2 separate regions of the Homo sapiens genome follow, and region 1 is linked to region 2. The links are chromatin loops, found by intact Hi-C in ENCODE. Cell type or tissue: dorsolateral prefrontal cortex. All regions are shown on one strand. Each heading gives the region's core, and the rest is flanking DNA. Links, peaks and the distances in the headings are about the cores only.

Region 1 (2,921 bases), core at 109-2,608, 75 kb before region 2:
TGCACATGCTGGGCTAATTATTTGACCTCTCTGCTTCAGTTTCTTCATTTGCAGTATGAGAATGATAAGGTATTGTAAGGATATATTTTTGAAACATACTCAGTCAATATGAGCTATTTTCTTGAGTATCAAGTAGAGGGGGTTAGTGAGACAATAGAGCGAGGAGACACTAAAGAGGTAGATTGTAATCTGATGACAACCAGAGGCTGTCTTATGCCTTGTCAAAAAAGGTCTCCTAGATGTGCCGATGGGGATTTATGCTGGAGAGTCCGGTGGCCATATTAATGGCATTGTGGCAGGAAGGAAAAGGGAAAATTGGAAGAGTCTTTTCATAAAAAAATAAGAGTGGAGGAATAGTCCAAAATTTTGCCTTAGGTAACCAGATGAATTGCAACCATTAACATCTGAGGCAACATCTGAAGAGGAAGTGCGTTATTGGGAAATATGATAAATTTAATTTCATTGCATTTACAGTGTCTGTGGGACATCAGCTGGAGGTATTCAATGAATGTCTGGATATAGAGCAATGTCTCAGAAGAAAGTCTAGAAATAGTGCTGTCCAATAGAAACCTACTGTGACCCTCAAATGCAAATTATTTAGTACATTAATTACGTTTTATTTAACACAATATATCTAAAATGTTATTTCATCTTGTAATCAATACAAAGTTATTAAGATGTTTTCTTGCCAGATCTTAAACTTGGTGTGTAATTTTATACTTAGCACATCTCAAGCCATATGTCAGATGCTCGGTAGCCGTATGTGGCTTGGGGACTACCGTATGGGACAGTGCGGTTCCAGAATATGGTAATGGGGAGGATTTATACATTTAGCAATGGTCAGTTGAAAGACTGCAGACACTGTGCTAGGAGCAAGAATTCAGTGATGTGTAACACAGACACATTTTCTCCTTCACTAAACTTTCAAGTTATTAGGGAATAGCAGTTCTGCTGGCCTTAATGTTCTTTCTGTGCAAATTAAATAACAGTGAAGTCACTGGGCAGAGTTGTCCCAAACCAAGTATCACAGAGCACACATGAGATTTCTGTGCCTCTTTTTTTGTTTGTTTGTTTGTTTGGAGATGCAGTCTCTCTCTGTTGTCCAGTCTGCAGTAGTGTGATCTCGGCTCACTGCAACCTCCGCCTCCTGGTTCAAGCGGTTCTGCTGCCTCAGCCTCCCAAGTAGCTGGGATTACAGGTGCACACCACCACGCCTGCCTCATTTTTGTATTTTTAGTAGAGATGGGGTTTCACCATGTTGGCCAGGCTGGCCTCAAACTCCTGACCTCGTGATCCACCCTCCTCGGCCTCCCAAAGTGCTGGGATTACAGGCGTGACCCACTGTGCCCGGTTGAGATTTCTATGCCTCTTTACCCTCTCTGCCCTGAAACTTTTTGTAGTACAAATCATACAAAGTCATAAGTGGGGATGTCACAATTTACCCCGTCAGGGAAAGCAGACATTTACAAGTACTTAAAATAAAATGAGAATGTTATAAGGGAAGAAACTCATGTGAGGGGACTTGGTTGCTTAAAGATCAGGAATGTCTCTGAAGTAATGACATCTAAGCTGGGAACTGAAGGATCACCAGGAATTAGACCAATGGGAATGTGGGTGGGTATTCCAGGCAGAAAGTAGGATACATTTGAAAGTACAGAGGTGAGGCCCTCAGGGAAAGTCGTGGAGCTAAGAGAGATTTGGACCATATGTGGAGAGGAAGAGAGGAAGGACATGAAGTTAGAGGGTCTAGGGACTTCTCTGCAGGGTGGATTAAGGGATCAAGGGACACACAGAGCCAGGGATACTAATGATGTTAGTAGACAGCAAGAGATCTTGGAAGGAACCTGGGAAGGGGCAGTCAGAAATGCAGAATAAAAACCAGAAATGAGTAATGACATACAAGACAACTAGTGAGGGAAAATTCACTTTGTGAAAAGGGCCAACAATGTGTCAACTACAGCAAGGAAGTCAAGGCTGAAAAGGCTAAAAAGTGGCTGTGGGATCAATTAATGAAGGCAGCGTTGAGGCCTTGGTGAGCACAGTTGTGAGAGAAGAGGTAGAAACCAAATCGTAGCAGTGGAAAAACAAATGAAGCTTGAAGAACAGAAGGTGTTTTAAAGAAAGCTGTCTGTTGGGAAGTGAAGGAAGGTGACGTTCCTACAAAAAGAGAAGTACACCATAACGTTGGTGAGAGTTGTTTGCTCTTTTATTTTATTTTTGTTTTTAATCGTGGGATACTAGCACATCTCTAAACTTCATATTCCCACTGTTCTCTGTTCTCTCTTCAACTCTGTTACAGAAAACGATACATCTGGTCCTTTTTTTTTTTTTTTTTTTTTTTTTTTTTTGAGACGGAGTCTCACTCTGTCTCCCAGGCTGGAGTGCAGTGGTGTGATCTCGGCTCACTGCAGCCTTCACCTCCCAGGTTCAAGTGATTATCATGCCTCAGCCTGGTACTATAGGTGTGCACCAGCACGCCCAGCTGATTTTTTGTATTTTTAGTAGAGACACGGTTTCACCATGTTGGCCAGGCTGGTCTCGAACTCATGATCTCTGGTGATCTGCCTGCCTTGGCCTCCCAAAGTGCTGGGATTACAGGCGTGAGCCACCATGCCCAGCCCATCTGATACCCTTTAGAAATGGACACACGAGTCAGAAGGTGTTATTGGATTCTCCTTGTTAACTTATTGCACAACTTGGGGCCTTGTGATTGAATGGGTGTTGAATTTGGATACACAGGATTGAGTCATCAAGGGACCATCAGAGGAAGAGCCTAGTAACCACTTTCTTTTCCCTCTGTCTATCATTGTCCTCCCAGGTATGAGTGAAATCATTCATTTTTCACTGAACGCTTACTTCATGCTGGGACCTAAGCAACAACTGTGGCGACAATGGACTTATTGGTAATTTACTATGTGCAG
Region 2 (2,921 bases), core at 132-2,631:
TCTTCCTCCCTTCCTCTTTTCCTCTCTTTCTTTTTTTGCTTACTTTCCTGGGGATCAGCCATTAGGGGCTCTACCTGGTTGGCCCAGCCGATGCTGTCACTAGAGCCAGGTGAGACTTTCTGGCTTCTATGTCCATGCGGTAGCAACTCTGTTCCACAGGCTGCAGACTGCAGCGGAAATGAGTGTTGGACTGGAAACCTCGTGATCTAGACTTGCTTTAACATTTAGCAACAGGCTGCTCTTGAACAAACACCGTTTCTAAACTATAGTTTCCTCTACAGAGATTTGGAAAAGGTATTATCTATTCTGCCTACTTAATGAAGTTATAATGTAAAGAAGCAAAACTACTGGATGTCACAATAAGTTGGAAATCTCCAAAGCCTCAAAAATACCCAAGGCAGTGGTTCTCAGTTTTAGCTTGCATCAGACTCACCTGGAGGACTTGTTAAAACGCAGCTTGCTGGACCTCACTCTCAGAATTTCTTCTTCACTGGGTCCGTGGTACCCGGGCATTTTCATGTTAATGCTGCTGATGGCAGTATCAGTGGTTGAGAACATTGGTCTAAGGCATTATTATAAAATGGTCTAATCTCACAGTTTGCATCTGCTCTCTGTGATTCCCTTAGATCTAAAATTCAGAGATGCCATTAGGAACATAAAGGTGCTAAGAGGAATTTGAAATGACCAGGAGCGTAGGTCTCCAGAAAGTGCCTACCAAATAGGAGCTAGAAGCAGCTGAAAACAGATTTCACCTGAGGAAGCGCCACAAATTTCTAAGAAATTATATTTTAGACCTTGTGTTTCCTTGGATGATGAGTTAATTTACTTTTCTGGGCTATGAAAGTAGTCAGTATTATCTTTTAATTGAAGCCTAAGAAGGGACAACTGAGAAGGGGCCTCCTGCAGGCCTCTCTGCTGCAGCATGTTTAATGGCACAGTTCTGGCTTACTCTAATGAAGAGGAACAGGACACTGTCAGCTTCAAAGAAAATTTTCTGTGCTTTAAATGGTAATGCGGAGAGCATAGTAGATAATTTTAGCTGGAAAATCAAAATATGCTGTGACACAGCTATAAAACTCTTTGCTACGAAGCCAATATCATTCTGGCTGATGGCTATTAGACCTCACAAAAGGAGGTTAATTAACGAAACAAACCAGTTGTAAAACGGTCTGAAGGAAGTCTGGTGTGTTGCGTCAAGCTTTGAGGTGCCAAATGAGACTACATCCACCTAAAAAGAGGGGAAGCTGGCTGGATGGCAGAGAAACTCAGAACGCCTGTAGATTTGTATCTAAATCTGGCTTCTACGGCATATCTACGTGTAGTATGTGTGCTTGACCAAACATCAGAACAATCAGGCCTTTGAAGAAATGATGGGTCAGCCTAATTGGTCTTTCCCAAACAGTTGCACATACTGTTAAATTAAAAAAGAAAAGATGGGTCAGCTTAAAGCCATTCGCATGACTTGGATTAGCTGTCAAGTTCCCGCAAAGGCCAAAGCCAGGAATCCTTGCTCACTGTTTCTTCAGGGTACAAGGATGGGTTCGACTGGCAGCATAGCTCTTGGTTGCCCTCTGCAGGGACAAACATCCGAAGCTTTTTGTCTGGGGAAAAGACTCAAGAAAATTGCAGGCCTTGGAAAGACGGATGGGCTTGAGGCAGTAAATTTCAAGGCATGTCTGGCTCTTTAAGGGCCTATCCAGTGTGGGTGCTTTAACAAGCAGGCAATATTTTCAGGAACTGAGTTTAGTGCTTCAGATGTACAGGGGATTTGCTGACTTGAGGAAATGGAGTAATTCAGGTCTGGGGCAAATAGGAGAATATGAGAATTATTTCTTTTCTTCCCCCTTCATTGGAAGGCTACAGCTTGTGTGTGGTGGGGTGGGGGGTGGGGAACGGAGGGTGGAGCTTTTATGATAAAACAAAAAATAATACAAAACAATATACACACACAACTCTTGTTTTTATATATTTAGTACTGATGTCAGTGGAACTAATGAAAAGCAGATTGGTCACAGCAACATAGAAAATCAATTCTCGAGCTTTCTCTTATTCAGGTTTTTGATAGTACATTGCTCTCATCTGTTATGTGAGGGTCTCCAAGTGATTTTCCAATGAGTTGTTCTTTAGAGAAGAAATGAAGACACTGAAGACACTTGCTCTGGGTCATACACAATAATAAAAAGTAACCTCTTTCTTCCAATGAATGCTTTCTACGGCCTTCGATTTCAAGGCTGACATGAAAGAACTTTTATAATTCTCTTCCATGAGGCTCTTTCCGGGTAATAGAAGTCATCAGCTGAAAAATGAGATATGCACATTATACGTGCATTCATAAATTAATATTGATCAACTCCTCAGATATTTTATGACTTCATGGTGACCTAATGCTTTGTCATTTCCTCATATATTAGCACGACTTGGAACTAGTAAATGTGGCTATGTAACTACTTGTTCAAAGGTGGATGAAAGACTAAGTCTCTAGCTTATTACTAAAGAGTACACATTTCTCCTAGACACATTTGCATTAACATGTCTTGAGGAAGTATATGGAGGGGAAAATTAGGGAATAGGGTATAAACGATCTCTAAACAGAAGCCTACACTTTTGCTATTTCTCTTTGTTAAAGGCAGATGAAAGCATGCTCAGTCATTTTGGCTGAAAATGCAATAAGAAATATCAGTGGGGCAAAGGTAGCATAAATGCTCTATAGATAGCTGTTTTCCCCCCTCCACAAACATGAGAAAGAATATAACATTTGAAAGGAATAAAAATAAAGGGCCTCAGTTTGGCTCTCAGTTTCCTTGTGTACAGTAATAAAGTTGAGTAATAGCAACATATCAATGTGTGTTCCACAGGAATGCAAATTCTATCGCATGTAAGTACGCATCCCCCAAAATAATTCCATCATGATACAAGTTTGA

What was found. Hi-C counts contacts between places; a loop is a spot of excess contacts. Peaks named below come from ENCODE experiments on the same cell type or tissue, not always from the same donor. Only the 100,000 strongest peaks of a DNase experiment are listed, where the experiment ranks them.
Region 1: a loop joins it to region 2, with 3 times the contacts of the local background. A loop is called at or near these places in 4 of 110 quality-filtered maps.

The regions. Positions count from the first base shown.
Region 1 is chr6:22,661,116-22,664,036 of GRCh38, forward strand. The region is part of intron 2 of LINC03005 (long intergenic non-protein coding RNA 3005); the gene reads right to left. It overlaps LOC102724736 (a long non-coding RNA gene), which reads left to right and starts at 1,279. Exons shown (of 4, transcript XR_926578.2): 1 at 1,279-2,187; 2 at 2,819-2,903. In dorsolateral prefrontal cortex, for the core only: no CTCF peak of the experiment used is centred there; no DNase peak of the experiment used is centred there.
Region 2 is chr6:22,736,006-22,738,926 of GRCh38, forward strand. No RefSeq gene overlaps it. Among named protein-coding and RNA genes, the nearest start is that of LINC03005, 20 kb to the left of the region's middle. In dorsolateral prefrontal cortex, for the core only: a CTCF peak has its summit at 1,568 (motif pointing left); a DNase peak (open chromatin) is centred at 1,536.